2 separate regions of the Homo sapiens genome follow, and region 2 is linked to region 1. Evidence: chromatin loops called from intact Hi-C (ENCODE). Cell type or tissue: mammary epithelial cell. All regions are shown on one strand. Links, peaks and the distances in the headings refer to the core of each region. The heading gives the core; the rest is flanking DNA.

Region 1 (15,070 bases), core at 3,549-11,548:
TCATCCTCCTCCAGGGTTGGGCCTGCCGCCAGCCAGCTACCCACCTCCTGCCGTCCCCCCTGGAGGACAGCCTCCTGTGCCCCCGCCCATTCCCCCACCCGGCATGCCTCCAGTTGGGGGGCTGGGGCGGGCAGCCTGGATGAGATAACGTGAGCCTTTTTTCCCTCTTTGTTTTTTTAACAAGATTTTCTAATCGACTTGCAGAGTAGTTGAAGTGGGTAAGCAGCAGGGTACCTTGTATAATGCACGACAGTTGCAGTATGGGAAGAATGGACCGGGCCCCTGGGATAAAATCAGAGTGGTCCTCACACCTAGAGGACGGGGACAACCAGCTTTCAGAGTAGCCTCATCAGTGCCCTTGCAGTCTGACTGTGTACACTTGGTTCAGCTAATGTCTGAGAGTCCTGCACTGGGTTACTTTATACTAGTGAGGACGTTAACCAGCCATATTGGCTCAATAAATAGCTTCGGTAAGGAGTTAATTTCCTTCTAGAAATCAGTGCCTATTTTTCCTGGAAACTCAATTTTAAATAGTCCAATTCCATCTGAAGCCAAGCTGTTGTCATTTTCATTCGGTGACATTCTCTCCCATGACACCCAGAAGGGGCAGAAGAACCACATTTTTCATTTATAGATGTTTGCATCCTTTGTATTAAAATTATTTTGAAGGGGTTGCCTCATTGGATGGCTTTTTTTTTTTCCTCCAGGGAGAAGGGGAGAAATGTACTTGGAAATTAATGTATGTTTACATCTCTTTGCAAATTCCTGTACATAGAGATATATTTTTTAAGTGTGAATGTAACAACATACTGTGAATTCCATCTTGGTTACAAATGAGACTCCTTCAGTCAGTTATCCAAATAAAAGCAGTTCTGAAACTATCCCTTTCTTTGTTATGGGTGGAAGGTGGGGCTCCAGGCCTTCGCAGTCTGTGGCTTATAAAATGTGCAGAGGCCCTCCTTCCAGACCCTGGGGACGCGGGAGAGGCCTGGCTGCAGCTCACAGCAGCCACAGCCAACCCCACTGCCTCCCAAGGCACTCTGGGTGGATCCGCACAGCTGCCTGCCAAGCCAGCCTGCCCCCATCCTGTGCCTGCCTTGGTTTCCTTTGGAGGACCTGGTTGAGTTCCAAACCAGTTTGAAACTTTGAAGCCTTGCTGCGTAGAACGCACACAGGAACCCGGGGGCTTGGATTTGAAACCCTTTCCACTTCTGGCCTGTGATGAGACAGAGGCAGCTGGAGGAGCAGCGGCCTCACTGTCCACCTTGAGGGGCCACGGCTCTGTCTGTGGAAGGGGCCCCGACTGAGCCCCCATCTGCGGTGCTTGAGGGGCCTTGGCCCTGTCTCTGCCTGCTGACCCTGCCACCCACGACAGAAACAAGCACTGAGCACCCAGCCAGGAGGCTCACAAAGAGGCCTTTATTTATCTAGCTCAAAGTAGACACTATCACAATCTTGTTTGTTACTCCTTTTACTAAAATAGTTCAAATCAATGTTTTTACCACACTATCAAAAAGTTCTATTTCTTCTTGTCTCCCCACGTCAGAGTGGTTGAATAGAAGGTAGAAACAGGCCGGGAGTCCACGGGCTCCCAGCTCTAAACGGCGCCAGGGCAGGAAGGGGTGGCTCCAGGTCTCACTGTGGCACCTTCTACAGAAAATAGACGTAGCTGCCGGGCCCGGGGACAGAAACCAGACGTTCCAGTCCATCTCCAAAAAGCAGCACAAATACTTTGCCCCACAGTATGAAAAATATACACCTCTACCGCTCTGCAGTCATGCATTTAGTTTTAAGAAAAAAAAAAAATCAGTAGTATGTATCTTGTTTCCTCAAGTTTCAAGAAAAAAAAAATGAAAGGTCACTTTTTTCTCTTTAAACACTGATGTGTAGCTAGTAACTTGGATAAAAAGGTGCCACCCTACAAAATGTGCTCAGCATGTTCTGAGGCCAGGATGGGCTTGGCCACCTGGGCTGGGGCGAAAGGAGACCTCCATCTGTCACAGTGGAAACTGAAGCCGAGTGCCAGTGCCGCGTCCGGCTTCAAGATCAAGAGTCAGAGCCTTTGAAATGGAAAGGGGGCATCTGAAAGGGCACCCCCACTGGGGGCTTTCAGAGCTAAGGCTCCAGAAGGAAGGGGGTCGCCCTGCTAGTGACGGAGCTGGGAGTCACCCTGAGCTACAGCATGCCCAGATTTCCCCTGTGGGAAGCCCCATCTGACCTTCTACAGCCCACGGCTCTGCAACTGCCACCTGTACTCAGGTACATGGCGTCGCTGCTGCTGGCTTTTAAAATCAGCTATTAGTTTGAGATGTGACAGTCGCCGACAGGGTTCTGTCCTAGAAAGCCATCCCAGTGCCGTGTTGGCTCAGGGGTCACCAGCTTTGTGCTGCCTCCGTAACAGCAGGAGGGTTCTCAAAGCAATGTTCCACTGATCCCTGGATGCCACTGCAGCATTAAAGACAGGGTCAGTCCCCTTGAGGGGAAAGGTGGCTTCAAGGCTGTTCTCTGGGCCTGTTTGCAGGAGATCCGCAGGTACCAGGAGCCCGTACTTATTGCTTATTTCAGTGGTGGCCACGCCAACCTGACCCAAACATGATGCACACGGGCTCCCAGACTTGGCTGCCACTCAAAATGGACCCACAGCCCTTGGGCTACTCTGCGGTTCTTTGGACTGCAAGACCCAGAGGGGCCTCTGCTCAGCTGCCCACTCGGGCAAGAATCACTGGGTACCATGAGCAGCAGGTGTTCACCCAACTTCACGTGTACACCCCTAGTGACCGGGAGCGCACCACCTGACCGGGCGACACTCCTTCCCAAAGAGCCTCCTGGCAACACCCACGGCAGGAGCGCCACACCATCCCATCACCAGCACCCACTTACCCCCCTGGGGCTAAGATGGGGGGCGTGAGCCTTTCCCCTGAGAGCAAACGGGCAGCAAGAACTGCTCAGAATAGAGCCGCCAGCTAGGGAGAGGGACAGGGCGGCCATCTCCCTCCTCTTGCCTGCATCCCCAGCCCTGGGCCTGCATGAGACCTGCTGGGTAGGAAGACAGCCTCTCTGGGCTCTTCAGGTGGGGCTGAGCAGCCCCTGGAAGAGCACAGGAGTCTGACGAGGACCTGGTGAGGTCCTGGACCCAAGAGCTAGGGCTGCTTACAGTGGCATGAGCGGATGTGGGGAAGCGGCCTGTCCCCGTGCTGCAGCTGTGGGATCAAAATCCCTGTCATGTGCCACACATCACCCCCTCTAGGCCTTACTTTCCTCACACACACAGTTTTCTATTGCACTTTACAGTTTATACATGGTCATTTACACTGAAGATCTCACTTGATGCCAGAATCCTGTGAGGAGGGCCTTATGCTGCCCATTTTACTACTGAGGACACGGGCTCAGAGTGGGGAGGCAACTCTCCACCCGCAGCGACTGCAAGGCAGCAGAACTCAGCTCCACCCGGCCCGCCCTCAGCCGTCGGCTGTTGGCTCACGCCCCCTCAGTGAGGACCCCTGCCCTGTGGCGCTGGATGACCTGGAGCCATAAGCATGGCCGAAAAGGAACCTCAGAGACCTGTTTCCACCAAGAGCCCAGACAGGCTGAGTGAACTGCTAAAGGTCACACCACAAACTAAAGGCAGAACCTGGCCAGACACGCTCCTTCCCAAAAAGAACAGAACTCTCATCTGCAGCCTACACAGCTCTGTCCACAGGGACCCAAGATGCAGCCAGGCCCTGGGGGAGGTCACAGCCAACCAGAGCCCCAGCTGTGGCCCAGTGCTGCCCATCAGGAAAATCACATGTGGCTCAGCCCAGAAACTCTCCCCAGGCCCTTCCTGTTACTGGCCTGTCATGTAAACCACGAAAAGGGACGTGCCTCAGGCATGGGGCAGGAGGAGCCCAAGAAGGGCATAGCCTGGACAGGGTGGCAGGGGGACATTGCAGAGACTGGGGGGGAGGGGGATGACCTCCAAAAGCAAGGAGCAGCGGGCATCGGGTGGCTGAGCACAGATCCCCAGGTGTGAGGGCACCCTGACCTCCAAGGCTGAGGGTCACAGGAAGGGCCCAGGGCAGCCTCCAGCCAGCCACAGATGTGGTGAGTGGCCTTGTCCACATGCCGGGGACCCAGTGCTTGGGGGGCCTGGGGCCAGGCCACGGCATTTGGGCAAGAAGTGGTGCCACCTGCGTCAAGACCCAGGTAGTGGTGGTCTCTGTCCAGTGTGGGTGGCAGCCGGGGAGTAGAGGGTTTGATGAGTGGCCCCTCCATCCCAGGCAGGACAGAGGAGCCTGGACAGTTCCCAGGCTGGATCTCAGAAGCAGCCTGCAGCCTCTTGCTCATGGAGCCCAGGGCCCAGAGGGGGAATGAGGCGTCCGGGCCGCTCTGCTGCAGGAACAGTCGCAGCGTCTCGTCTTCCCAGGTTGCTGGTGTATGAGGCGGGAGATGGCGGCTTGGGCCAGTGCATCGGACCCATGGCAGCTGGGCCAGGGCGGGCAGCGTCCTATGTACAGTTCACCACAGAGGAAGAAGACAGGGGCTGGGCTGGAGGTCCTGCCCGTGTCTGGGGCCTGAAACTCCCCCTGGGGACCCCCAGCAGGGCCAGTCCACGTCCACAGAAGAGTGGCCCTACAAAGGCCCCTTGAACTGGTTCCCAGACAGGTGCTGCCGTATGGAGGGCTTGGAGCTGGCTGCATCTCCCAGCTTTCTCCAGACCACCTGTGGAGAGGAGAGAGATGTGAGTGGTGGGACTCACCCGCGTCCACCTGCCGCCTATGCACATCCGCCGCCTCATCACGGCAGAATCACCCACGTCCTCAGAGCCATGGGGCCAGGAGGGACACGGAGGCCACTGCAGGCCCAGAGACACCCACACCAGGTCTTTGCATGCCGCGCTAACTATCGGGCCTGAGCAGGTCACTGCTGGGGTGTGGCTCAGCCTTGCAGCTGTCCAGTGGGGTCCACAGGCCCCACTAGGTGATGCGGGGGAGGGGCTGCACAGTTCAGAGCCTCTCGCCCCCCCTTTAAGTCCTGGGTTCAGACCCTATGAAACTCCTTCCCCGATGGCTCCTGCAAGCACCCCCAAGGAGACCGCCGATGGTGCTCAGCTGGGTCGAGCACGGAGCTCTCCTGGGCAGCCCCAGCCTGGTGGGCTGGAGGGTTCCACCTGGACCTCCTGCTCTGAGCACCATCTGCCCAGCCAGCAGCCACAGGGGGCACCAGCAAGCTGAGAGGCCCGGGGGCCAGCACCCAGGGAACACCTGGGGTGAACAAACCAGTCCCGGGGGGGTGGGGGGCTCAAGCTCTATCCAGAACCCCAGGCACGGCACTCCTGGGGAGGGCGGATCTGCAGACACCAGGGGCCCTCTGGGAAGGGCAGGGGGCAGCGAGATGACAACGGGCCAGGGCTCCTAGCACCTCTGAGGCCTCCCCCCAGCTATCCAAGGTCACCCAGCCTTCGCTGAGCATTCGAGAAATGGAGTCCCACATGGGGAAGGGTATGGCCATGCTGGGTGGCCCTGGTCGCACTCCCAGTGCCAAGCCTCTGCCCCCCACCCCTGGAAGCCTCACGTTGCACATCTCGCGAACGATGGCCTTCTCCTTCTCACTCAGGTCCTCCTCACAGCTGTCCTGGAGCTGCCGGTCCAGATTCTCGTGTACCTCCAGGACCTGAAGGGAACGGGTCTCGGGGTCAGGGGCAGAGGCCACCGGCAGACCTCGGGCAAGTCACCTGGCCCCTGATCCTCAGCCTCCCCTGCTGCGAACCAAAGCTGAGGACCCTGAGCCGCTGGGCCCCTGGGGACAAGCGTGGAAAAAACTGAGGGGCAGGTTGTCATCTCACCCTGCTGACACTGGATGCCCTACAAGGGAAGCAGCTCATGGCTGGGCCACCCGGGAGGAAGTAGACAGGCTGGGCAAGGAAGACCCTCAGACAGGTGGACTCACTGCAACCCAGGGCCCGCTGGAGATGAGTGGGCACTCGCCACGTGGAGGGGGTGTGAGTAGGCGTGGCCGTGCATGCATGTGGGATGTCATGGGGCACGTACGTAGGAGGAAGGGGGGCATGGGAGTGGGGACTGTGCTCAGGTGTGCACAGCCTGGAGGAACCGGAGCCCATCGGACTCACCAGTCTGCACCTGCAGAGGCTGGGCCTGGCAGACCTGAGGTTAGTTCTAGCCCCACTCCTGCCCCTCTCTCTCTGGCCTTAGTTGGGTGCCTGCCCTCCCCGACCCCAGGCCTCAGTCTTGTTAGGTGCAGTAGCTCAGGGATGGCAGACAGGTGACACACTTATGACTGCCACCTCTGAGTTCAACCTCACAGTGCTCCAGGCAGCCATGGTCACCCAGCCACCCACACACAGATGAAACCTCCCACCCCTGCCACTTGGATACCCCTAGGTGCAAAGGTCCCACAGTCTCACAGTGCACCCAGCATCTGAGGACTTCTGAGGGAGCGGGTAGTGGCCCTCACCTTCATGGCATGCACGACAGCCTCGGGCTTCTGTCCTGCAGGGCTGTAGCCAGCAGAGGGGGGCGAGGGCAGCTCAGGTGCGGGGCAGGCCGGGCCCTGGGGAAGGCAATCACACATCTCAGCTCACCCTGGCTGGCTCCCACAGGAATGACCGGTGGCTCAGACAAGGCCCCCATTCTGAGGGGCCAGGGCCCAGGCAGGAGGAAAAGGGGACCGGGGTGAGGCAGAGGAGGCAGGTGTGAGGATGGAGACCCAAGGAGCCCACAGCCAGTCTGGCCAGTCCCGCCCACCAGGTCTTCTGCAGATGAAATGGTCCCTGATAGCACAGAGGCAAGAGGGGCAGTCCAGGGCCCACCCACACCTCTCAGGCTCCTCTACAACACCCCACAGATAAGACCTAGCGTCTGTTTTGCAAGGAAAGTAAGTTCAGCCTAGGGAGGGCAAGAGACCCAGATCACAGCAAGACCAGGAAGGTCTGGACTTAACCCTGGCACCTGACTCCAAACTCCCTTCCCCTGCCCACCCTGGAGCCACCGGTGGGCGAGGCCGGCTTCGCCCTGAGCACTCCCTGGGGCCTGCCTCCCAGCTGCCACCTCCCAGCCCTGCGGGATGAATTGGCTGCCAGGTGCCCAGCTCCCACATCAGGCCTTGGGGAGGGGACCCAGCCTCTGTCAGAAGCTGCGTGTCTACCCAGGGGCAGGCAGTCCCACCCCCAGCTTCCTGCCTGGAAGGGTCCATGTGGCTGGGAAGCCAGGTGCAGGGCTTCTGCCTCGGGCTGCAGTGGGGACCACAGGGGCCCAACAGAAACCAGCAGGTCACAAGATGCTGGGAGAGGCTTGGGAGGAACTTACAAGTGCCCAGAGCCAGACAGAAAACACCCAGCGGTGCCCTGTGGGCCCTGGAAGCGGGGTTTCCAGGACATCTTCGGGGCTCCCACCTCTGGCAATCCTTGGGCCAACCATGGAAGCTGAGTCTGCCGCCCTCTCTGTAAATGGGGCCCTGATGACGCCTCCCAACGGCCTGGCAAGCTCAGGGAGCTGGGCTGGAATCCCACCCACCCAGGCCTGCATCATGGGGCCACCTAACACTGCAGGGCTGGGTTCTGCGACCCTCAGGACCTGGAACCCCCTGCAGGCCTGGCAGCCAACCCCTGGTGCCCTCCCCGCCCGCCCTGGCCTGGACCTGCTCCCAGGGCCTTGCAGGTTGACCGGCTCCCGCCTCCACATGGAGACCAGGCCCCACCCCTGAGGCTAGGGGGCCTGGGAGCTGCTACCTCCGGAGGCCCCCCGAGCCCTGGGGTCTAGGAAAGCGTCATTGAGGTGGGGCTCAACCCACGCTGAGCCTCGGTTTCCTCGTCTGGACAATAGAAAGGGTCCTCTGCCCCAGGGTGTGTGCAGACCCCTAACTCCAGCCCAGGCTGTTGGGTCTCTGTAGTGTAGGGAACCCAACAGGGACGCTGGGGATTCCCCCTGGGGCAACGCAAGGCGGCACTCCCCGCGCCAGACAGCAGGGGGCGCCAGTCGCACACATACGGCCCTGGGAGACCTGGGCACCTACACCTTCCTGCACCTTCCGCTGCAGAACACAGGCCATGTGCCAGCCGGCCCCTGGCACCTCTGGCCTCATCTGCACCAGGCCCCTGGGCTGCCTGTCCTGTTACAGCCCCCGGCTCTAGGGGGCTGGGATTTCTGCAGCACAGGCAGGAGGGAAGCCAGGAGCGTGGGGGTGGGCTGTGCAAGCCGCCCCTCTCCTGCCCGCCTCACTGGGCAGTGGTGGGTGCCAGCGAGGGCATGGCCCGGGATCCTGAAAGTGACACCAGGACTAGACAAAGCCCTAGTGTTACCTCCAGGGCATTCCCGGGGTGCAGGGGCCCCCACCTGTACTAGAACTCAGCCCCCTCGGGCCACACACACCTCCCACTGACTAGGTACCCACTTAGGGCAGATGGGCCCACTGAGTCCTTGCCACACTGCTCCCAGCAGGCACTATCTTTTTACATGTTCATACATGCCTTTTTTTTTTTTTTTTTTTTTTTTTTTTTTTTGAGTGAGAGGATCTCACTCTGTCGCCCAGGCTGAAGTACAGTGGCACCATCTCAGCTCACTGCAGCCTTGACCTCCCAGGCTCAAGCAATCCTCCCACCCCAGCTTCCAGCGTAGTTGGAACTACAGATGCACACCACCATGCCCAGCTTTTTTTTTTTTTTTTTGGTAGAGATGGGGTTTCATCATGTTGCCCAGGCTGGTCTTGAACTCCTGGACTCAAGCAATCCTCCTGTCTTGGCCTCCCAAAGTGATGGGATTATAGGCGTGAGCCACTGAGCCTGGCCTACATGCCCACTTTACAGACAAGGAGAGTGAGGCTAAGAGAATGGCTTGCCCAAGACCAAACAGCTTGTAAACAATGGGGCTGGGCGCCAAACCCAAGTCTGTGGGACTCCTGAGCTGGTGCCCAAAGTGAGGATACCAGTGTGCACCAGAGAGAACTGAAAATAGACATCCACAAAATACCTGTCGCCAAACGCTCAGAGCAACACCATTCATGTGAGCCCAAACATGGAAACGATCCAAATGTACAGCAACAAATGAAGGAATCATGTGTTCCACCCACACAATGGAATAGTATTCAGCCATGAAAAGCAATGAAGACCAATACAGGGTACCTGTGGCTGGACCCTGAGAACAAGATTTGGAGTGAAAGAAGCCTGACACAAAAGGCCACACGTCATGTGATTCCATTTATACGAAATATCCAGAATTGGCAAATCCGTGGAAACAGAAAGCACCAACCAGTCGGTGGTTGCTGGTGGCTGGGAGGAAGGGGGACGGGAGTGACGGCCGATGGGTACAGGGTGTCTTTCTGGGGTGATGAAAATGTTCTACTGTGATGACGGCACAAGTCTGAGTGTCCTCCCTTAGGAGGCTGATGGGTATAAACCACCTCCCACCCTCCACTGGGCACCTGCCCTGACAGCCAGTGGATGGAGGGTATGGGCAGCAGTGGGCAGGGAGGGGGTGTCCACCCCAGAGAGTCACCTGCTTTACCCAGGGACTCTCCAGCATGCCCTCAATGTGCCCATGACCCACAGGTAGCCTTAAAGGAGACTTGCCTGGGTCTGGAAGGGCCTGTGTGCCAGGCAGTGTCTGAGCCCGGAGACGGCCCTCTCTGGATAACCCCCTCACTCTCCCCGGGGGTCCAAGTGCCAGACATGGGCTCTCCAGGCCCCAGCAAGGGCCTCTGGCCCTGGCCCCTCCACAGCAGCCACTTCTCCAGGCTTCATCGGCCCCTCCCACGAGATACCTTGACCCCTCAACCCCCACTCCTGGGGGCCTGCCCGCCGACCAGCCCCGATCACGGCCCCTGCACCTCAGTTCATCCCATTCCTGGGGGCCTGCCCGCCGACCAGCCCCAATCACGGCCCCTGCACCTCAGTTCATCCCACTCCTGGGGGCCTGCCCGCCGACCAGCCCCGATCACGGCCCCTGCACCTCAGTTCATCCCACTCCTGGGGGCCTGCCCGCCGACCAGCCCTGATCATGGCCCCTGAACCTCAGTTTATCACCCGGCCTCCTGGCCTCATGGAGGAGCGACCCCTGCACAGCCCCCACGCTGGCCCCTGACCTCTAGGCACACACAGGCACCAGGACGCACTCACCATGGGGCCCTGGCCATCCACCCCACCCCTGTGAGCCTCACTTCCTCCTCTCCAAAGTAGGGGACACCCCTTCATGCACAGAGCAGTCTAGAGGAAAAAAGGAGGCAAGAGGAACAAACCCTTTCCCAAGGCTGCCTCCTCCAGGAAGCCTTCCTGAACATTCCTGAACTCTGACAGCATTTTATCCGCACTCTCAGGCCTTGAGGCTCGGCCCATGCCTGAGGTGTGCTCTCCAGAGGCCTGCAGGGAGACAGCATCTGGCGGGCCTGGTACATGTGAGAGCTGTGCTTGCACAGCACTTCCCAACCTGCAGGCCACGCGGAAGACTTCAGGACATAGCACTGAGTAACTGCTAGCTGCTATTACTCCCTCCCACGATCTGAATGAATGAGAGGCACGGGGCATGAAGACTAAGGAGCCAGCCCCGTGAGGGCATCCCTTGGCTTTTCAGAGCCCTCCACCATGAAACAGTTAGAGCCTCGTTCAGCCACGGGACTCCGGATAAATGCTTGGAATATCGGCCATTGGCGGGCTTTGCTGCCTGCACAGGCTCTACAGCTGCATTCCTGGAGAAGGTGGAAGGGCAGCAAAAGAGAAATCGCAGAGCCAGCAGCCAGCACTGAGGCCCAGCAAGCTCTGCACCGGGGGCCTGGGGTCAGCCTTGTGGGCAAGGGGTGCAGGGAAGAGAGCAGGAAGGGGCACAGCTGCTACAAGCGCACGTGCTGCCCAAGAAGCACCTCCATACACGGCTCTGCAGGTGCCGCAACGAGAACAGCCGATGCTTCCCAAGCATCCGCTACACACCCACCAAGGCTCCTGGAGGCGTGAAGTCCCACAAGGCAAGGCCCCCAGTCCTAGGAGGGCAAGTGGGCCTGGACTCCTGTGGCTCCCCACTGCCATCATATCTATCTACAGGGCACAGTCCTGAGCTAGGTTCCACTTCCCGGGAGCTGGCTCCAAGCCGCCCACCCCATTCCCTCCAGGCCAGGTCAGCCAGGTAGGGGCAGAGGATACCCCTGGAGGCATCAGGCTGGTCATTTCAGTGCAGAATCCACAAACCTGAACCCCAAGCTCCAGGGCTGGCCGGGTACCCTCTCCCCACCGTGGCCAAGGAGTGGCACAGGCTAATGAGCTGCTCAGAGGGACAGGGGCTAGGCACGGGCAGCCCTGCGCACGTGGCCTCTGGAGACTGCCCCGCACCTCCAGCAGTGTCAACCCACCTGGGGCTCCGCCTCTAACTGCCACACTGGATGGGACACGGACACAGGGCCTAGGGCTGGGGCTGAACTCAGGCACCCAGATCCTTGTGCCCCTCCGGGCAGGTCACTGGCCCGCCTGAGCCTCAGCCCCTCATCCAGAACATGTGGGCTTTTTTGGGGTGCACACTCACGTTCTGCAGGGAGTCCTGGTAGGAGGGCGGCAGGGACGCAAGCTGGGACTCCGAGTGGTAGGGCGAGAAGCCTTTCCGCAGCGTGCGGAACTCTCCGGAGCCTGCCTGCTGCAGGGGAGAGAAGGAGAGGGGTTAGACGGAGGGCCAGGCTGAGGAGGACAAGGGCCCTGGGCATGGCTCCTCACGGCAGCAGGGGCTGCTCAAAGGCACGGCCCCGGAGGACCCCTCCACCCTCCCCTCCACACCGCTTATCCATCCCCCGAGCCGGGATCAATCGATCTTCACTCTCCCCAGCTCAAATGTCAGCGATCCACTCTCCAACGTGGGCTTTGTAAACATTTGTTGGATGGCTGAATAAACAGAATGAATGAATGAATGAAGAAGAGCCAGTGAGAGCGAGTGAGGAGAGAGTGTCTCTCCCACCCCGTGACTCACCCTGGCTCCTCCGCTCCAACTTCCTGCCCTTGGGTCCCTGCACAGACGGCACCACTCACAGGGCCTGGGCCAGCCATCGGCAGCAGATGGGGCCACATCCACAGGCGAGGCCTCCCACCTCCCACGGGTTCGGGGCTCTCTCGGGATGCTCCGCCCAGGCTGCCTCCCCCATCGGATGGGCAGGGAGCTCCTAAAGCAGGTCCTGGGTGCTGCCTCTGAATCCCTGAGAACTCGTGCAAGCTGTGGGGTTGTAACTAACTCCTGCACACAGGAGGGAGGGAGGAAGGCTTGGCCTTAGACCCTTTGCTTAAGAGCAAAGCAAACACCACCGACCCCCAGAATTTGGGGCTGGGGCTGGGACCAGGAGCCAGAATGAATCCACAGGTCCCATAAACTTCTCTGGTCAGTCCCACAGTGCCCCTCCCCTGGCCCGGCCCAGCAGAAGGCCCGGCCTTTCTTTTCTTTCTGCATCACTAAAGGGTTTTGGGTGTTTCTGGCCGAAACACCCTTTTCTACTTCAAAGGAACTGAGAGAAAGTGGCTGGGCAGATAAAACCCTGCGGAATGTCCCATAAATCAGCAGGCTGTTGAGTTACCCAAACAAACTGCAGGGGCAGGGGAGGCCCAGGCTGGGGCTGGGCTGGGGCAGGGGCAAGGAAGGCAGGACAGGCTGCAGCCATGTCTGGGGTCCCAGTTCCACTCACCAGCCCCTCGGCCTGGCTGTGAAAGATCCCACACACACCCTGCTTGCCTCCCTCAAAAGCTGGACCTGGCCCCGCACTTCTCACAAGCCCCAGCCTCACTGAGGTCCAGCTCTTGTGTTCTCCCAGCCCCATCAGAGCCCTGGCCAGGCCCCCCACTGGGGCTGGGAGGTCTCAAGAGCTTGGCTCAAGGGCCAGCAAACAGCCGTGTCCTGCGGGGGTGAGGAGGCAAGTGGATGCTCTATTACCAGCTCCCACGGAGCCAAGACAGGAAAGCAGGGATCCGGCACTGACTCCCCTCATTAAATAGCCCACGCCCACCAGACGCCGGTCAGCCAGGGCAGCCGGGCACTGGAGGCTGGGAGCTGCTTCCTGGGCCTCAGGGAGGACCTGGGTGTGGTCCAAGGTCAGGGAGGGACATAAAGGAGAGACAGAGAAGTGGGAACCAACCTTCCTGCAGGGCCCCCAAAGTGTGATGGGTTTTAGATAACCCTGGCGAGCATCACAAAGGGGTCTCAGCACGGGGGCCTTGGGCACAGCCCTGAACCATCAAATGGGACTGCCATGCCCTGACCACGGCATTAACCCTGGCTGACCCTGCCTAGGTTAACTAGAGGCACTCACGGCCCGCAGGTGGAGGTCAGATCAAGGAAAGCCCCCTCCCCACCCACCAGGTACCAAAAAGAGGAAGAGGCTACAGCCCCCACCCCTAGGCCCAGCACTCACCCTCCCCCAACCATGAGTGACACCCCTCCCCCCACCCCATCAGAGCCACCCATGCCTCTCTGGGTCACCTCTCCTGAGAGATGTACCCCTAGCTCCACTTAAGGGCGAAAATTCCAAACCACCTGATTTTCTTGGCCAGGACTCTGCAACAGTAAGAGAGTTACAAAATCTTCTCCAATGGAGAATGCATTCTAAGCCAGCACACACTCTGAATGCGTGCGTGCACATACACACAGTCTGACTACTGGGCCACACAGCCAGGAAGGGTACACCTGGGATTGGAACAGCTGCCCTCCCCTTCAGCCGGCCCTGCCCTGCCCTGCTCAGCTTCTGTTTGGACTCCGGCGTCCCTTCCTCCACATCCTCTCTGGCCCTCGACCAAATGGGCTCCCACGTGCTGTTACCGAAAACGCAGGTTTGTGCTGCCGTCCCCTCCCCTCCCCCAGATAATTTCCCTGGGAGGAGATGTGTGTGCGTGAGCGTGAGGGAGGTTTTTAATTAGCTGCACGCAATTCCCACCCTTGCCTTCGGTGAGCCTCTATAAACATTTGCATGTCCATAGAACTTTATTAGCAAGCCACAAAGCCAGGCAGGAAAAACACACAATCTCTCATTAAGGGGCAATGTGACTAATGGCGCATCAAATGAGTAACCATTATTGCACTTAAATCCAAATTAAAAATCCTGCTATGAGACAGGTCGCTGCCTTTGCAGAATGAGATTCCCTAGGATTTCCCCGAGGAGGGGAAGCAGGAGCTGAAATCACCTGCTGGGCTTGTTCTGCACACAGAGAAGAGCCCCAGCTAAGGAAGGTGCTGGCCCTTCCTCAGGGGGAGGCAGGGGGTCCACTGCCGCTCCCCAGAAACACCCACCTGCCCAGTCTTCCTCGGGTGGCTCCCTCAGGACCCAGGGAGAAGGGATCTTACACACAGAGCTGCCAGCTCAGAGCTCAAACAAGATTTCCCGAATCCTTAACAGGGTGGGGCCAGCCCTGCCAAACACTCAGCGTGGCCCCTTCCACCCTGGCCAGGCCCAATCCGCATTACTCACTTCTAGAGCCTCCAGAGGGCAGCATGAGTGTCCTGGACTAGGGAGGAAGAGACCCAGGAGGTTGCAGGGCCTCCTTTTCCACTGAGGACCGGAGTTCAGGACACCTCCAGCCTGTATCCAGGGCCTTCACTGCAACACTGCCCAACTCAGGGCCCAGCGAGGACTCGCTGGGTGAACTCCAGTTGTTCCCCAGCCCTTTCTGGGCCTCTGCAGTGCGGCCCAGCCTTCTCCCCAGAGGGGAACCCCGTCCTGCAGCGAATGCCTGCCTGCAAAGCTGCAGGGGGCCTATGTGGGGCCACCCTGGGGTGACCCCTAGGGAGCATTGTCAGAGGGGATGCTGAACAGAAAGAGGATAAGACATGGAAACAGAGCCCACCCACCCCAGCCTGCCCACCTGAGGCTGCTTGTTTGGAAAGGATGGGTGGGGTGGCTGCAGGCAGGAAGCGCCTTTCTGGGCTGTGCTTAGGGGAGCTGCTGTCACCCTGCTTCCTGCTCCCAGAGAGCTTTTGGGCCCTCAAATGTGCTGCATCGGTTATGTGTCCGAGAGGCACAAACAGAGCGCCTCCTGTGTGCCAGGCACCACGCTGTGCCCCATCAGGGAGGCTGCAACTAAAGGGGAGTGAGGGCTGGGGGTGCGGGTGGAGGCAGGCACTGAAGAGGG
Region 2 (14,862 bases), core at 1-8,000, 210 kb after region 1:
CCCTAACTCTTGCTCACTCCCTAAAGCCCTCTTCAGGGGTCACCTCCTCCAAGAAGCCCTCCTTGCCACCCCCCGCCGGCAGGGGCCCCTCCTCTGTGCTCCCTCGGTCACCTGTGCTACCTCTAACACCACACTGACCACACTGTATCGTGAGTGTCCGTTGACGTGACCAATTGCCCTGCCAGGCTGTCAGCGCCTCAAGGGTAGGGTCTGCGTGTGATTTGTCTCTGAGCCCCCTGTGCCCACCCAGGGCCCGGCACAGAGTCGATGCTCAATAAATGTGTGTTGACTGCATGAATGACCTGGAACCAGGCCATGCGCTCTCGCCTCAGCTTGCTCGTCTGTGAAAAGGGGGAGATGCGGAGGCTGGCACAGCTTTGGAAGCCACCAGCCCGCAGATGCCCCGCAGATGCCCTGACAACGCTGCCTTGGGAGAGACTGCCCCAGGTTACCAGCCTGTTCCCTGTGCTGTATTCACGGCCATGCCCCTGGGTGTTGTGTGAGGTTGGGCCTGGGTGGGTGACTGGCTCTGAGAGCTGGATTTGAGAGGTCAGAGAGGCCCCTGGGCCTCTCTTGGGAGCAGCTTGGTGGAGCTGAGCCCCGTGCCTGTGGGCACCTGCTGCCCTCCTGACCTGGCAGGGGGGCAGGGCAGGTGAGACTGCATCCCTCGTGGTGGTGATGGGAGAAGCCGTCCCTTCCTCTCCAGGGCCGTGTCCTCTGAGCTCATCCAAGGAAGAGGTCCTGCCCTGAGTTTCTCCTTCGGCCATTGGGAGCTTGTCTTTGTGCAGAGAGAAAAAGCGCCCTCATGGCCCGGTGCGGTGGCTCACGCCTGTAATTCCATCACTTTGGGAGGCCAAGGTGGGAGGATCACCCGAGGTCAGGAGTTCAAGACCAGCCTGGCCAACATGGCGAAACCCTGTCCCTACTTAAAAATACAAAAATTAGCCGGGCATGATGGTTGGGTGCCTGTAATTCCAGTTACTTGGAGTCTGAAGCAGGAGAATCGCTTGAACCGGGGAGGCAGAGGTTGCAGTGAGCCCAGATCGCACCACTGCACTCCAGCCTGGGCGACAGTGAGACTCCGTCTAAAAAAAAAAAAAGAAAAAGCTGCCCTCTCCCCTGCCTGGGCCATGTGCCCCCTGGGAAGACCCCCTCCCCAAACAGGGAAGGCACAGATGTGTGCCGGCCCGTGATGTGCATTGTTGGCCTCCTTCGGTCCTTGCCGCAGTCTTGAATGATAGCTCCAAGGGATGGTCCCATCAAGCAGATAAGGAAACTGAGACTCAGGGGCGGGAGTGACATGCTCAGTACAGGTGGGGCCTGGTGTGGCTCTGAGAATGGAGGAGACAAGTGTCTGGGTTCCCAGCCTGCCCCTCTCCCCAGCCCAGGTGGGCCCTGAGAATGCACACCCCGGCCTCTGGGCAGAGGGTCGGGCCCCGGGATGCCTCGAGAACTGCAGCGTTCTTGCAGAGCGAGGGTCCTCCTGCTCCCCTAGCACCTCGCCTGACCACGTGGGCACCTGGCCAGCCCATCATCAAGCTGCACCCTCCACCCTCTCCATTTCCAGCTCGCTGTCTGAGGGGCCCCCAAACTCACCACTCACTTTGAGAATGGTATGCCCGGGCTCAGCCTCCAGCCACCTGGTCAAACTCATCCCTGGCCAGAAGCAGCCCCTTCCCACAGCCACCCCAAATGCTGCTGTCTCCCAGCGTCCTGTTCCCAAGCCCCCAGCTGGGCACTGTTCCCCGACCTGCTCTGCTGTGCCCCCCACTCCGCCCTCTGCAGCCCTTCTCTGAGTCTCTGAGGTTCACCAGTACCCACACACCTGCCCACGCTTCCCACAGTCCATGCCCTCTGCCTCCTGCTGTGGCTGGGCCTAGTCCCCACAGTACAGCACCTCCTTCACAGTCCATCTAAAAGGGCCACAGGCCACCAAGCCTCAGTACTGCAGCAATGCAACCCAGCATTGTCTGGAGGGGCCTGGAGGGATCGGCTCCCTCCAGAGACTTCAAGTTCCCGGCTTGACCATCCCCTGATTTGGCAAATATCTGTCTGTTGCTGAGCCTGAGCCTTCACACCATGATTTCTTCAAATCCTGCCAGGAAACAGGAGCCAACTATGCCCCATTTCACAGATGGGGAAGTCCAGGCCAGAGCCACAGCTGGGCCATAGTGGAGTCAGCACTTGAACCCATGGCCCTTTGCATCCAGTGGCCTTCCACAGGCTCAGCATGCCCTATCCCTGCAGGCCTGGGCTTGTCTTCTGCACGCCCCAGGAATCCCAGATGGCTGGGAAGTGCAGAGCCAGAACCCCCCAGCCCCACTGTCACTGCCGGTGGGGCCATCCTGCCCTTCCTTTCTGAGCCACTTCCTCTTCCATAGACTGGGCTTTCTGTGAGGGGCAGGTGGCTCTCAGTCCATGCTGCATGGGGAAGCCACCTGGGCCAGGTGAATCAGCCTCTGGGGTGGGGCCCAGAAACTCTTCTTTTTCTTTTTTCTTTTTTGAGATGTAGTTTTACTCTTGTTGCCCAGGCTGGAGTGCAGTGGCACAATCTCTGCTCACTGCAACCTCCGCCTCCTGGGTTCCTCAGCCTCTGGAGTAGCTGGGATTACAGGCATGTGCCATGACGCCCAGCTAATTTTTGTATTTAATATATTTTTTTAGTAGAGACGGGGTTTTACCATGTTGGCCAGGCTGGTCTCGAACTCCTGACCTCAGATGATCCACCCTCCTAGGCCTCCCAAAGTGTTGGGATTACAGGCGTGAGCCACCGCGCCTGGCCCAACTGTTTTCTTTTTAAGTCTCCCAGTAGATCCCAATGTGCATGGGCCGGTGCCGCCAGTCCAGGTGAAGCTGACCCCCGGGACCCAGGCAAGATGGATAGGATTAAACCCAAGGCTGTGCAGCAAGGCTACCTGGGGTCAAATCCTGCCCCCACCTGCCTGGGCCTCAGTTTCCCCATCTGTAAGGGAGGACAAATAATAGGACCCACTTCCTAGGGTTGGAGGGGAATTAGTGTCCACACGAGGGTCGGGCTCTGGCACTGTGAGTCTGGTCATTGTCACCTGCAGGGAAGGGAGGGCTTTTCTGCAGGCAAGGCGGCGCAGTCCCCGGAAGACCCGCACGGTGGCGCGCTGGCGCAGAGCTCGGGCTCGCCCTCCCGCCCAGGCCGAGCGGGCGGCGCCGGCCCCAGGCGCGGAGGGTCCCGAGGCGCGGAGTGGGTGGGCCGAGGGGACGCCAGCCCCGCTCCCGGAAGCGGGGTCAGCGGGGAGGCCGGGGGTCGGCAGTGGCAAGCTCTGGCCACGGCGTAGGGGTGGGATAGCCACCCCCATTTCACAGATGGGGCTCCCGAGGCGCGGTGAGGTCTGGCAGCTGCTGGGGGCGCAGGCACGGCCCCCCGGGCGGGTGTAGCGGTCGCTTGGCGGGTGGGTCCGCAGGCCTCGCCGGGAGCCGGGCCTGGGTCTGGGGCGCTGGCAGGCCGGCCGGGAGGCGCGCCGGGCGGGAACGCGCAGCTCTGGCGGGAAGTGCGTGGGGTCGGGGGGCTCGGGCGGGGTGCAGGCTGCTGCTGCCACCGGGGAGGCCCGGGGGATGCCCTCACTAAGCGGCTCCAGAGACTGCGGGCCCCGCCCTGCCCTGCCACTCCCTCTCTTGTGACCTCGGCCAGTGGCAGCCTTTTCTGAGCCTGTCCCCTTCTCTGTAAACCTGGACGTGTTTGATCTACGCTCGCGTCCCGGCAGGAGGCTTCCAGCCTGCACATTCCTGGGGGCCCGCCTTCCCCAGGCACTAGCTTACCCAGGGCTGAGCTGCTGAACTCTGAAAACCTTTGGAAACCTCCCTGCCCTCTGCCCTAGCGACCTGCGGCTGGAGACCCTGAGCTGGCCCAGCCCTCTAGGGTGCCTAGGAGCCTAGGCTGGGTTGGGGGTGGCTTCAGGAACCTTGGGCTGCCGGGTGTGGGGTGAGAGCCTTGGCCCAGCTATGGCCAGGTGGGAGGTTTTCTTCCTCTGTGCTCTGGGTGCTGGGGCTGGAGGCGGTGGCTCTGCTGGGCTTCAGTGACAGCCAATGTGGGTAGACAGAGGACCATGCCCTGTGTCCCAGCAATTAGCTGCCCACCTGGGAAGGTTCTGGATGGGACTTGGCAGAAGCCTGAGCCGGCCCCTCCTGGCAGTCCTGGCTGAGCGGGCACCGAGCGCCTTATGCTGGTCCAGTCAGTTGGAGTGACTAAATTCACATCTGCCCAGACCTCACCCTGGGCTCCGGACCTCACCCCGGGCTCCAGCCTCACCCCGGGCTCCAGCCTCAGGCATCTCTGGATGTCCAAAAATAACCCCCACCCCCACCCGCACCCTCCCCGGCAGTCACTGGGGGTATTTCTGGCAGACGGAAGGGGACTCACAGTGGGAGGGAGGGTCATTTCTCTGAATCCAGGGCCAGGGGTGGGGAGGGACAGAGTCAAGGCCCTGCCTTGGCTTGGAGCTTTAAAAACACTCATTTCTTCTGGAACGCAGCCTCTCCCCAGTAAATCCTTCTCACCAGAGAAAACCATAGTCACCTACCTGGTGCTCACTTCTTGGGCAGCCCCTGCGGGGACCAGACCCCGGGTGGCCAGGCAGAGGGGTCCCCCCCACCCTGCGGGAGGCAGCCTGCTAATTCTGGGTGCCAAGGGTAAGGCTGCAGGTCCCTGTGCAGGACACCTGCTAGCTGCATCCCGTTTGGAGCCTGCCCTGGATGGGGCTCCATGGGCCCAGGGCGAGGCCAGGCAGAGACCGGCATGAGCAGCAGCCCGCACAGGAGCACCCTGGGCCCAGGGCAAGAGCCCATCGGCCAGTGGCAGACACTGGGTGAGGATCCCCGATGATTCGAGTCACACTGTGCTGGCCATGAGCGTCAACTGTTGGGCGCGCTGTACGGCCAACCCTGAGCCAGCTTTCCTGTACCTCCAGGCCCCTGTGCTACAGACGAGGCTCCGAGAGGTGGCGGCCTGCCCCATCTCAGGGCCAGAGGGCAGAGGGTGCGGTGGGCTGTCCCTGGGGCCCTTGCCCCTGCTGTTGAGCCCAGGAGCCTGAACCTGGGAGGCCTCCCCATCACCTCCCTGCCCCCTCCCAAATGACAGTGGCTCCTTGGCCGCCACCCCAGAGGTGAGGGGATAGCCCAAGGAAGCCAGGAGCTGCCCACACCCTCAGCCCAGGAACACCCGGTGCAGCTGCATGCGCCTCGCGGGCTTCTTTCCTGGCTGGGAGCCTGGACGCTGGGAGGGTTGCCCAAGGCCACCCAGGCAGCGGTCAGTCAGGGGTGCCTGGGCTGGACAGGGGGCCCTGGGTGTTTGGAACCAGCTCGCAGAGCTTTGCTGGAGCAGGTGCACGTGTGTGCGTGCATGTGAGCCCCACGTGCAGATGTGTGTCTCTGCGTGTCTCTCCGTACCTCTTCGTGTTCCTGTTCCCTTGTCTCCGGGTATCTGTCTGGCCCCCAGTGTGTGAGGCTGTGCGGATGAGTCTCCACATCCGTGTGTGTCTCATGCTCTGTGTGGAGCTGGTGTGTCAGGCCTGACCTGGACTACAAGGAGGTGTCTCTTTGAACCCAAGGCAGTGGACAAACATCAGACGCGTCGCCGTGGGCTGGGCCCCTGCCGTGTGGCATGCGTTCTGTCCTCACCCCACGTCCAGCGAGATGGGCTAACCTGCCCAAGGCCACACAGCCAGGAGCTTGGGGCCATCCAGTGTGGACATCCATTGTCCTTCAAGTCGTGGCCACCAAGGCCCCACGTGAGGCTCCCTGCTCCTCACCTGTCCTGGCTCTGTGTACAGGGGGAACCCAAGTCTGAGGGGTCTCCAGCAGGGAGAGGCTGCACTCCTGAGGCCCAGCCAGGGCCGGGTGAGTGCGGGGCAGCAGGTGTCAGCGGTGGGGGAGGTACGGGTGGGAAGCGGGGCCTCTTCCCTGACCCCCGCCACACTTGGCTGCCCCTCCACCTTTGATCACTGACCCTCCTCTGTCCCTCCAGGGACACTTTCCCGCCAGTGCTGGTGCTGGCTGGCCAAACAGTGTGGGAACCCAGGGACTGGCCTTCCTCCAGGCGGTGGCAGCCGGGGAGGGGCCTGGGCACACCGTGGGTGAGCAGTCACTGCAGAGCCTCCCCTGGGAAGTGGCATGATGCTGTGGTGTCTCAGGGAACCCAGGAAGGGCACTGGCTCTGGGCTGGGCCCCACAGGCATCAGTATATGTGTGCCCCTCCCTTTGCCCCATGCCCTTCCAATGACCCCAACTCCTGCCCGACCAGATTTCACACCACTGTCTGGCCATCTCGAACCATTCCTGGGTGCCCGAGCTCTTTCCCACCGCTAGGCCCATCTTATCCTATCCATCCCCATCCCCATTCCTCACTTCCCAGGTCTCTGTGTGGATGACTCTCAGAGGTCCTCGCTGACCACCTGCCCTTCCTTCCTGACCTCAGTTCCTTCACCAGCGCCCTCCACCCACAAGCCTGTGGGCCCTGAGAGGCTGCCCCCAGAGCTTGTTCAGGCCCCTGCAGCACCTGCCCCATCATGGTGACCGTGGAGTAGCTATTGAGACCAGCCAAATCACACATAGGTGAGCCCTCGGGGGCCAGCGGGCACACAAACTGTTGCAGCTTCAGGGTGAGCTGCAGGAGGCGCATCATGCACACACACACCCGACACGCAGACACACTCCCGCACGTGGACATCACAAGCTCCCATGGGCACACACACCCACACATTCTCACATGCACACGCACTCCCCCACACATGTGCCCGCTGCCATGCACCCGTGCACACACGTGCATCATCACACACGTTCACTTACACATCCTTGCATGCACACACTCTCCCACACGTGCCCACTGCACCTGTGTACGTGTCCCAGTGGACACACAGGCATCACACACACATCCACTTACACACATTCTTGCACATGTGCAGTGGCCTCAGGAGCAGGGGACTCTAGTTGTTTATCCCCAACACACGTTCCCATGATAAAGAAAACAGGAAGGGACTTGGAGCCAGACACAGGAAGGGGAAGTGGCCGGCCACAGGGAACCAGCTCCAGCCAGTGGACACTGGGCGGTCTGCTTGGGTGAGACACAGGGGCAGCCAGACAGATGGCCGCAGGGTGGGGAGCTGGAATGCCCCTCCGTGGCATCTTGCCCTGGTTTAATCTTCACCACAGCCCCAGTGGGCATCACCCCTTCTAGGCAAGAAACCGAGGCTGGGGCCAGGCTTGTGCCCGTCACCCAGGAGGGCTGCTGGAGCTGGGATTTGACCTGGGTTCACCTGACACCAGGCTCCTCCCAGCCCTGGTCCCGCAGCCCACTTGGGTGAAGGTGAGGCCTCTGTCGGGGAGGCGGGTGGTGTGGCGGGGCTCTTTTCTGCAGTGCCAGTTTGTCCAGCACCAAGATGCATCCCACACCTGTAGAACCCCGGGTTGGACTCTGGCAGTCTCATAGGGGTTCCTGGGGGGTCAGCACTGGCCCCCTCTGTCCCACAGCGTGCCCCTCCATCAGCCCAGCCCATCCCATCCCATCCCAGGGAGCCCAGAGCAAGGGTGACAGGAGTTGAGACCCGAGATGTGGCCACAGGCCCTGCCTGGCATTGACCCATGGGCCTGGGTGTGCCAGACAGCAGGCACTGAGAGGGGCCACAGTGTGTGAAGCCCATACAGCGGGGTGGGACCTAGGAGACAGGTCAGCCCCCAGTCCATGCCTCCCATTCCCTCCAGTGCCTGACACCAGCTGCCGCGCCAAGGCAAAGCAGAGGTGCCCAGCGAGGGACTCACGCCAGTCCTTCCCTGGTCACACCCCCTCCCCGGGGATACAGATGCCACCTGTGCATACCCGAAGTCTGCCAAGTGCCGCAGAGCTACCTCAGTTCAGCCCACAGCCGGGCAGGCGGGGCTCCTCCCACTTTGCAGGGGAAGACACTGGGCTTCTGTCTTTGCTGACCTGCACCCGATTTTCTCCCTGCCGCGCCCTCACCCCAGCCCAAGGCACAGAGCACCGTGGTTCCACCTCCGCCCCTCCCCCAGAGTTGTCCTGGAATCACACCTAGGGGATGCGGAGGGACGAGGGGAATTTTCGGGGTGGAGGAGACAGTTCCAGGGGAGGTCTGGCTTTGTCTTTCTCTTTTTTCTCTTAAAATTAAATTTTCAGTTAGGAGGAAAGAAAACTTCAGTTAGGAGGGACCCAAGATGGCCACCAGTCCTGGTTTGTCTGAAGCTGGTGGGGGGTCAGTTTCCAGGATCCATGGAGGACATTCAGGGCTAAAACAGGGGAAGTCCCAGGGAAACGGGACAAGTTGGTCACCTGGGAGGGACCCCACAGCCATTTAACCCTACATGATGCTTGAGCTCCCTCCGCTGTGTCCCCGCCCAGCAGCTGCGCAGCCCTGCTTGAATACCATCAGTGATGGTGAGTTCATTATCTGACAGGGCAGCAAGAGCCAACCAAGAGGGGGACACAGCCAGGACTAGGCACTGACCACAGTGAGGTCGGAGTTGGCAGAGTGGAGTGTGGGGCAAGGGAAAATGGAGCAGGGCCCCTGAGCTGCCTTTAGGGGCAGCCACAGCTTCCCACGGAAAGAGGAGGACAGAGAATTCCTAGGCCAAGGGAACAGCACAGGCAAATGCCTATACCATAGAGATTGAGTTCTTTCTCTCCGATGGCCAGTGCAGGGGTGAAGCGTGGAGGCTGTGACTTCACAGCCTTCTTCCCCACCCCACCCACAGATAGGGCTTCCTTTGGAAACATGGAGGCCTCGTCCTCCTGCCTTCACTCCCCAGGTCCCTGAGCCAGAAAAGGCCTCAGTGCAGATGGAAGAGCTGCCAGGATGCCCCAGCACGCTGCTCCACCCGCCTCTCATTTTCCTGAGGCTCATTAGTCCTCAGCACCAGCATCTGCCCCCTCCTCCAGGAAGCCTCCTCTGACTTCCCCAGCCCTGAGGCCTCCCCTGCCATAAGCATCATCCTTCTTCTCAGGCTTGCTGCCACCTCCAGCCCTGCCAGCGACCCCTGCCACCTCTAGCCCTGCCAGAGACCCCTGTAACTCTTCAGCCGGGCTTTCTCACCTCCACACCTGCTGGCTTCTCTTCCTAGAACACCCTCTATTCCCTTCAAAAAACTTTCTGGGCTGGGTGCGGTGGCTCATGCCTGTAATCCCAGCACTTTGGGAGGCCGAGGCACTTGGGGATCACTTGAGGTCAGGAGTTCAAGATCAGCTTGGCCAAACGTGGTGAAACCTTGTCTCTACTAAAAGTACAAAAATTAGCCGGGCATGGTGGCAGGTGCCTGTAATCCTAGCAACTCAGGAGGCTGAGGCAGGAGAATTGCTTGAACCTGGGAAGCGGAGGTTGCAGTGAGCCGAGATGGCGCCACTTGTACTCCAGCTGGGCAACAGCAAGACTCCATCTAAAAAAAAAAAAAAAAAAAAAAAAAAAAAAAACTTTCTGGGCTGAGCACAGTGGCTCATGCCTGTAATCCCAGCACTTTGGGAGGCCGAAGCACAAGGATTGCTTGAGCTCGGAGTTCAAGACCACCCAGAGCAACACGGTGAGACCCCCCCCCCGCCTACAAAAAATAGCTAAGTGTGGCAGCACAGACCTGTGTTCTCAGCTAGGGAGACTGAGGCGGGAGAATCACCTGAGCCCAGGAGGTTGAGGCTGCCGTGAGCTGTGATCATACCACTGCACCCCAGAGTGACCCTGTGGCAAAAAAAAAAAAAAAAAGAAAGAAAGAACTAACTTTATTTTCACTTAAAGATAATTCAAATGCCTGCTCTTCCAGGAAGCCCTCCTGGATCTCTCAGATTGAGTTTCTCTCCCTTCTCTTTAAGCCATTTCATTCCCTCTGGTCTCTGCATACAGAACTAGGTAGACCTAGGGCCTGGGGGGCCCAGCAAAGCCCAACCCTGGGGTGATGCCTCTGGGATCTCCAGCCCTTGGCTGGTCCTGCCCTGCACTTTGTGGGGACCAGGGGAGGGGCTGGATTGGCTCTGAGCCAGGTACACAAGAGCATACTAAGAGCTTGCTGGAGTGCATTCTTTCAACCAGTTTTTCCTGAGCACCCACACTCTGCCAGGACCACATGACTGCCCCTGGGGATCCTGTCTCCATCCCCTGTCGACCCCCAACACGTGGCACACTCAGCACACAGTAGATGCCCGAAGTGCTGGCTGCTTTTGGCCAAACAATCAAAGGCAAGGGACGGCCTTCCTGCAGCCTTGGAGACAGACAGCCTGGCTCCAGATCCTGCTCACGCCCCGTACTGACCCGGTGGCTTGGGTGGGTCCCTTAACCTCTCTGTGACATGGACATGATGGTCGCAGCAGCTCTGGAGAGCAGTGAGATGACAGGGGTGGCCACACTTCACATAACTGCTGGTCCCGGGCATGTACTCAGTGGTAGCATCACTTGTTATTCTCCTTCCCTAAATGTCCGTAAACGTCCCTTGCTGGCTGGGTGGAACCGTTCCCAAGGAAAGAGTGTACAGGCATTCCCAAGTCCCCAGGAGCTGGAGTCTTGGGGACTGACCAAGCACCTAAGGGTGCAGTGGCTTCTCAAGCAACATCCTGGGGCTGCCCCAGAGAGGCCCTGGGCGGGGGAGGGCAGTGCCCAGATTTATCCACCAATCGCACAGGCTGCTGGCACTGAGCACGTTCTTATCTGCCCAGCCCAGCATGGGGGGGTGGCCAGGCCGGCCGGGGCGGGACGCTGCCTGGGGCTGGACGCGGAGGAGCCCCAAGCCCTGCTGGGTGGGTGACAGCCGCTGAGGCTCTGAGTGACCCTGCAGGCTGGTGGCCAGCCGGCCGCCCATCTTCCACACCATGTCGGACGGCGAGGGCCCCTCCGCCGGTGAGTGGCAGCGCTATATTTACCCGCTGTGGCTCCGGTTGCAGAGCCAAGGCCGCCAGTCGCCGAGGGCACTGGGGCCCCCGCAGGCTGCAGGCAGCTGTGAGCTGGACCCCCTTCCTCCTTGCCCGACGCCTGGGGGGCCTGTGCCGCTGGAAGGGGGGAGCTTGACTTTCAAAGCTGGGTTCCGCCACACCCCCTGACTGCCCAGTGTAGCCAGTGCAGGAAGCTGTGCCTGATTCAAGCTCTCCTGGGGCTGGCAGCCGGGGCCAGAGCTGACCCAGGACAGAGGGGCAGGGGCTGCGACGGGACCCATGGGTGGGCTCAGGATGCCGTGGGCCACTGGAACCGCATGCAGACGAGTGTGTGTGAACACTTAACGGCGGGGGAGAGCACACAGCTTCCGTCTGATTCCCCAAGTCTGAGACCTCTGGGCGTTCTGAGTCCCTGGTCCGGCAGCACCAGGCAGGCCCTCTGTGTGCCCTCATATCCTCTAGGTTGAAAATGGCCAGCGACACAGGCAGGCAGAAGGGCGATCAGATTCTGGGGTCTGCCCACTGCCCTTTGCTCTGCCTGAGGCCAGAGGCTGTGGTGGGGACTGGCCACCTATGTGCCTGGCTGGCTGCCCCCGGCTCCTGCCAGTTACAGAGCCAGCCTTGGCGGAATGGGGGCTGGGGACGGCCAAATCCAGGGGGACTCTGGAGTCAGGCTGTCCAGGTTCAAATTCCAGTTATTTCACCTCCAGGCTGGGTGGTCTTGGGCAGGTAGCTTAACTTCTCTGAGCCTCCGTGTCCCCAGGTAAAAATGGAGACTGTGGTCCTAACCCCCCAATGGCTGTGAAAATTAAATTTATGATATTGTGTGAAAGCGCCTGTGGGTGCCTGGGGTGCACTGAGTGCTCAGGGCCCTGCGTGCTGGCAGCAGGTGGGCACCCTGGGCAGCAGATGGGCATCCCAGGCAGCCCAGGCAGCCAGGTCTGGCCTCCTCCAGCAGGGCCTCCTTCGTAAGCCACCGATTGTCGCTGGCACGTGGATTCCTTCTCCATAAAACCCCACCTCGGAGGCTCTCGGAACTCATCAGGGTCTCCTGGGGGGTGTGGGGCAGATCGTGGGTGACAGCACCCTGCAGATACCCTGTTACTAATGAACAGTGCCAGCGCCTTGGCCTGGCTGGGTAGGATTTGGAACAGAGCAAGTGAGAGTGTGAGAGTGTGTGTGTGTGTGTGTGTGTGTGTGAGAGAGAGAGACAGAGAGAGAGAGAGAGTGTGTGTGTGTGTGTGTGTGTGTGTGTGTGTGTGTTGGGGAGGGGTACATTGACAGAAGGGGCCTGACCTCACCCTCTTCCACTGGGTGCCAGTTGTCCTGGCTGCCAGAAATTGCCCGCCGGGGCTGCGGGAGCCCCGGGAGCCAGCAGACAGCTCTTTCTGGCTGGCCCTGCCCCACACCTGACGCTAACCCGGAATAGCTCTCCCTCTCCACCAGGGACATGGCCCTGGTTTTAGCAGTTTGTAAAGCCACCCGCATGGAGATGGGTATTTCAGGAAGGCCAGGACAATATTTAGCCCGTCGGAGCAAAGGAATGGGCACTGAGCATGCACGTGTGTGCGCAGCCTGGAGGCTGGGAGGTGACGTGGGCCTCACCATCCCTTCCCCATCTAGGAGAGGGTCAGCCCAGTTGGGTTGGGAGGTGGGGCTTGGATTCCAGGCTGGCTCTGTCTGCCCTGGTGGGCAGGTGGCCCTGGGCAGGCTCCAGGCTTGGTTTTCCCATCTATAGAATGCCACGTGACGGTCTTTTGTCTCTAATATGTGGGTTTGAAGTTGAACTTGGCTGGCAGGAGTAAAGGCGGCATCTTGGTGCAGGAAGGTATATTTACTTATGGGTAGAAGGGGGTCTTCTGGAGCACACAGTGTGAAGTTCAGGCCTTTCTAGGATTCCTGCCCGGCAGCAACCAGTGGTTGCTCCAAGGACACTGCTCTGAAATATTTTCACCTGTTTTCAGTAACCGATCCCCAAGCCGTGTCGGCAGTGGGAACATTCTCAGCTCTCCACTCGTGACTGGTGTGACCTAGGGCAGACTATTCAAGGGCACTGTGCCTCAGTTTCCCCATCCATTAGGTGGGGACAATACTGGGACATTAACTCCTCAACGTGCACTAAGGATTAAATGGCTAACAGCATGTAACACACCTAAAATAACGCCAGGCTTATTGTTAGTGGTTATAGCTCTTATTATTTCACCAATACATAAGCAACCTAGAGAGGGAGATGAGGGGAGCAGAGGACCCACTGTGTCCTGGACACACTGTTTTGTTTATTACCTGGAGGTGGGGGCTATCAGCTCCACCGTGTAACTAAGAACACTGAAGCTCAGAGAGGCACATGTGAGGTCACCCAGCTGGTCAATGGCAGAGCAGGGATTCGAACCCAGTTCCTCAGACCCTGTTAGCACAGAAGCCAGGTTAGGCCCCTCTTCCCGGGAGTCCCACCTGCACACCCAAGGAGGGCGAGGCTGGCTATTTTGTGGGGCTTTTTGGCTTGCACCTGAAGAAGCAGCTCTCATTTCAGGGTTGGCTAGCTCAACATTGCCTCCAATAGCTTGCAACCTGTAGAGAAAAACATAGTGCCTTGTTAGGGTGTCAGGAAAATTCTGCAGAGCAGGAGCACAGCAGGAGGTGGCCGGCCCCTGGATTTATGGCCCTGTGCCTGGGTGGGTGAGCCGGAGCTAAGGTTACCCGGGAGTCAGCACCGTATTTATAGCAGGAACTCTCCTGCATCAAGTACCGGCCCACACACCACGGCCAGCAAAGGCGCTTCCTTTACAGTTGCCTGCATTCTAGGCTTGGCTCTGTCTCTTCGGGGCAGAGTCACGTCACCTTTCTAAGCCTCAGTTTCTTCATCTTTAAAATGGGGGGTTCGTCAATTCTCTCACTGGGTCTGGAAATAGGATCTGTAAGTGCTTGGCACCTGCCTGGCATAGATGGGGCCTCAGAAGATGCTGGCTCTACACATCCTGGGTCTGTTGATTGTCTTTTCCTGCCTTTGACCTTGTGATTTACCCATCTCCGTCCTGGCCAGAATCTGCAGGAAGAGAATCCAGGTCTCTGTGCTGTAAGCTGCACCCATGCTTGGGAAAGTTTCCAGCAAAGCAACTTTACAATCCTAAGCACCGAAGAGCAGGCTGTTCTGTTTTCAGCAGAGCAATGAATGCAGGTCCATCAGAGACCAGGGTTCAAATCCCAGCTCTACCACTCCCTAGCTCTGTGGCCTCGGGTGAGTCACTTAACTTCTGTGAGCCTCTGTGACAGATGGGCATTTGCCCTGCTGCAGCAGGTATGGTAAGGACAGGCCTCTAACCTGCAGAAGTGTTCAGCCAGCAGAGTGACCCTGTCTCTCCTCCTGTGTAACCTTCCGCCAGTCCCACTGCCCTGCTCTGGGCCACAGTCACCCTGTTCGTGTGTTGAGACATGGCTGCCCTTGCTGGTGCGTTTTGTAAGTGCGTGTGCTGGGAAGTTGTTCCCCCGTCTTTATCACCTCCCCCAATGCCCTGCAGCTTCTGATTCTCACCAAGACATTCAGCTGGGTGAGCTGACAGATCCCTGGTGTCCCCAAAAGGCCCCCAAGTACTTGGCTCTCCAAGTACCTCTCTCTGCCTGAAGTCAAGGATGGTTTTCCAAGCATAGGGCCTGCAAACATTAGTGGGGCCACCCAACTGCTCACTCAATTCTCCCTGGCATCCCAGAACCCAGACAGCACCCCAGCTTTTTGCGCCCACCCCCCCCCAGACCTCACAGTGGGCCCCTCACCAGGGACCAGGGCAGCGTCCACCTTCTCTTCCTGTCCCAGCCACCCCCAGCTCTCACCTCAGTTTCTCCTAGAAGGCCTCGCCCCCCAATTTATGCCATCCCAGTCCCCAAGGAGGTCGCACTGCTCTCTGAGGTGGGGGGGCCTGGCGTGGTGTCCCTTCCCTGGATTTCAGGGCAGACAAGTGCTGGAAAGGGTATGAGATGCCTGG

The links. Peaks named below come from ENCODE experiments on the same cell type or tissue, not always from the same donor. Only the 100,000 strongest peaks of a DNase experiment are listed, where the experiment ranks them.
Region 2: a loop joins it to region 1, with 6 times the contacts of the local background. A loop is called at or near these places in 3 of 110 quality-filtered maps.

The regions. Positions count from the first base shown.
Region 1 is chr14:99,510,635-99,525,704 of GRCh38, forward strand. CCDC85C (coiled-coil domain containing 85C) reads right to left here. Exons shown (of 6, transcript NM_001144995.2): 3 at 11,499-11,606; 4 at 6,454-6,549; 5 at 5,554-5,652; 6 at 1-4,701. The coding sequence ends at 4,612. It overlaps CCNK (cyclin K), which reads left to right. Exons shown (of 11, transcript NM_001099402.2): 11 at 1-1,806. The coding sequence ends at 148. Among named protein-coding and RNA genes, the nearest start is that of CCNK, 37 kb to the left of the region's middle. RefSeq lists enhancers at 670-1,171, 1,172-1,671, 1,672-2,672, 11,114-11,673, 11,674-12,235. In mammary epithelial cell, for the core only: a CTCF peak has its summit at 7,953 (motif pointing right); a DNase peak (open chromatin) is centred at 7,977.
Region 2 is chr14:99,727,008-99,741,869 of GRCh38, forward strand. It overlaps CYP46A1 (cytochrome P450 family 46 subfamily A member 1), which reads left to right. Exons shown (of 15, transcript NM_006668.2): 15 at 1-294. It also overlaps a transcript of EML1 not described here. Among named protein-coding and RNA genes, the nearest start is that of CYP46A1, 50 kb to the left of the region's middle. RefSeq lists a silencer at 3,114-3,233 and enhancers at 4,555-5,414, 10,523-11,333, 12,145-12,955. In mammary epithelial cell, for the core only: a CTCF peak has its summit at 3,093; no DNase peak of the experiment used is centred there; H3K27me3 peaks cover 614 bases.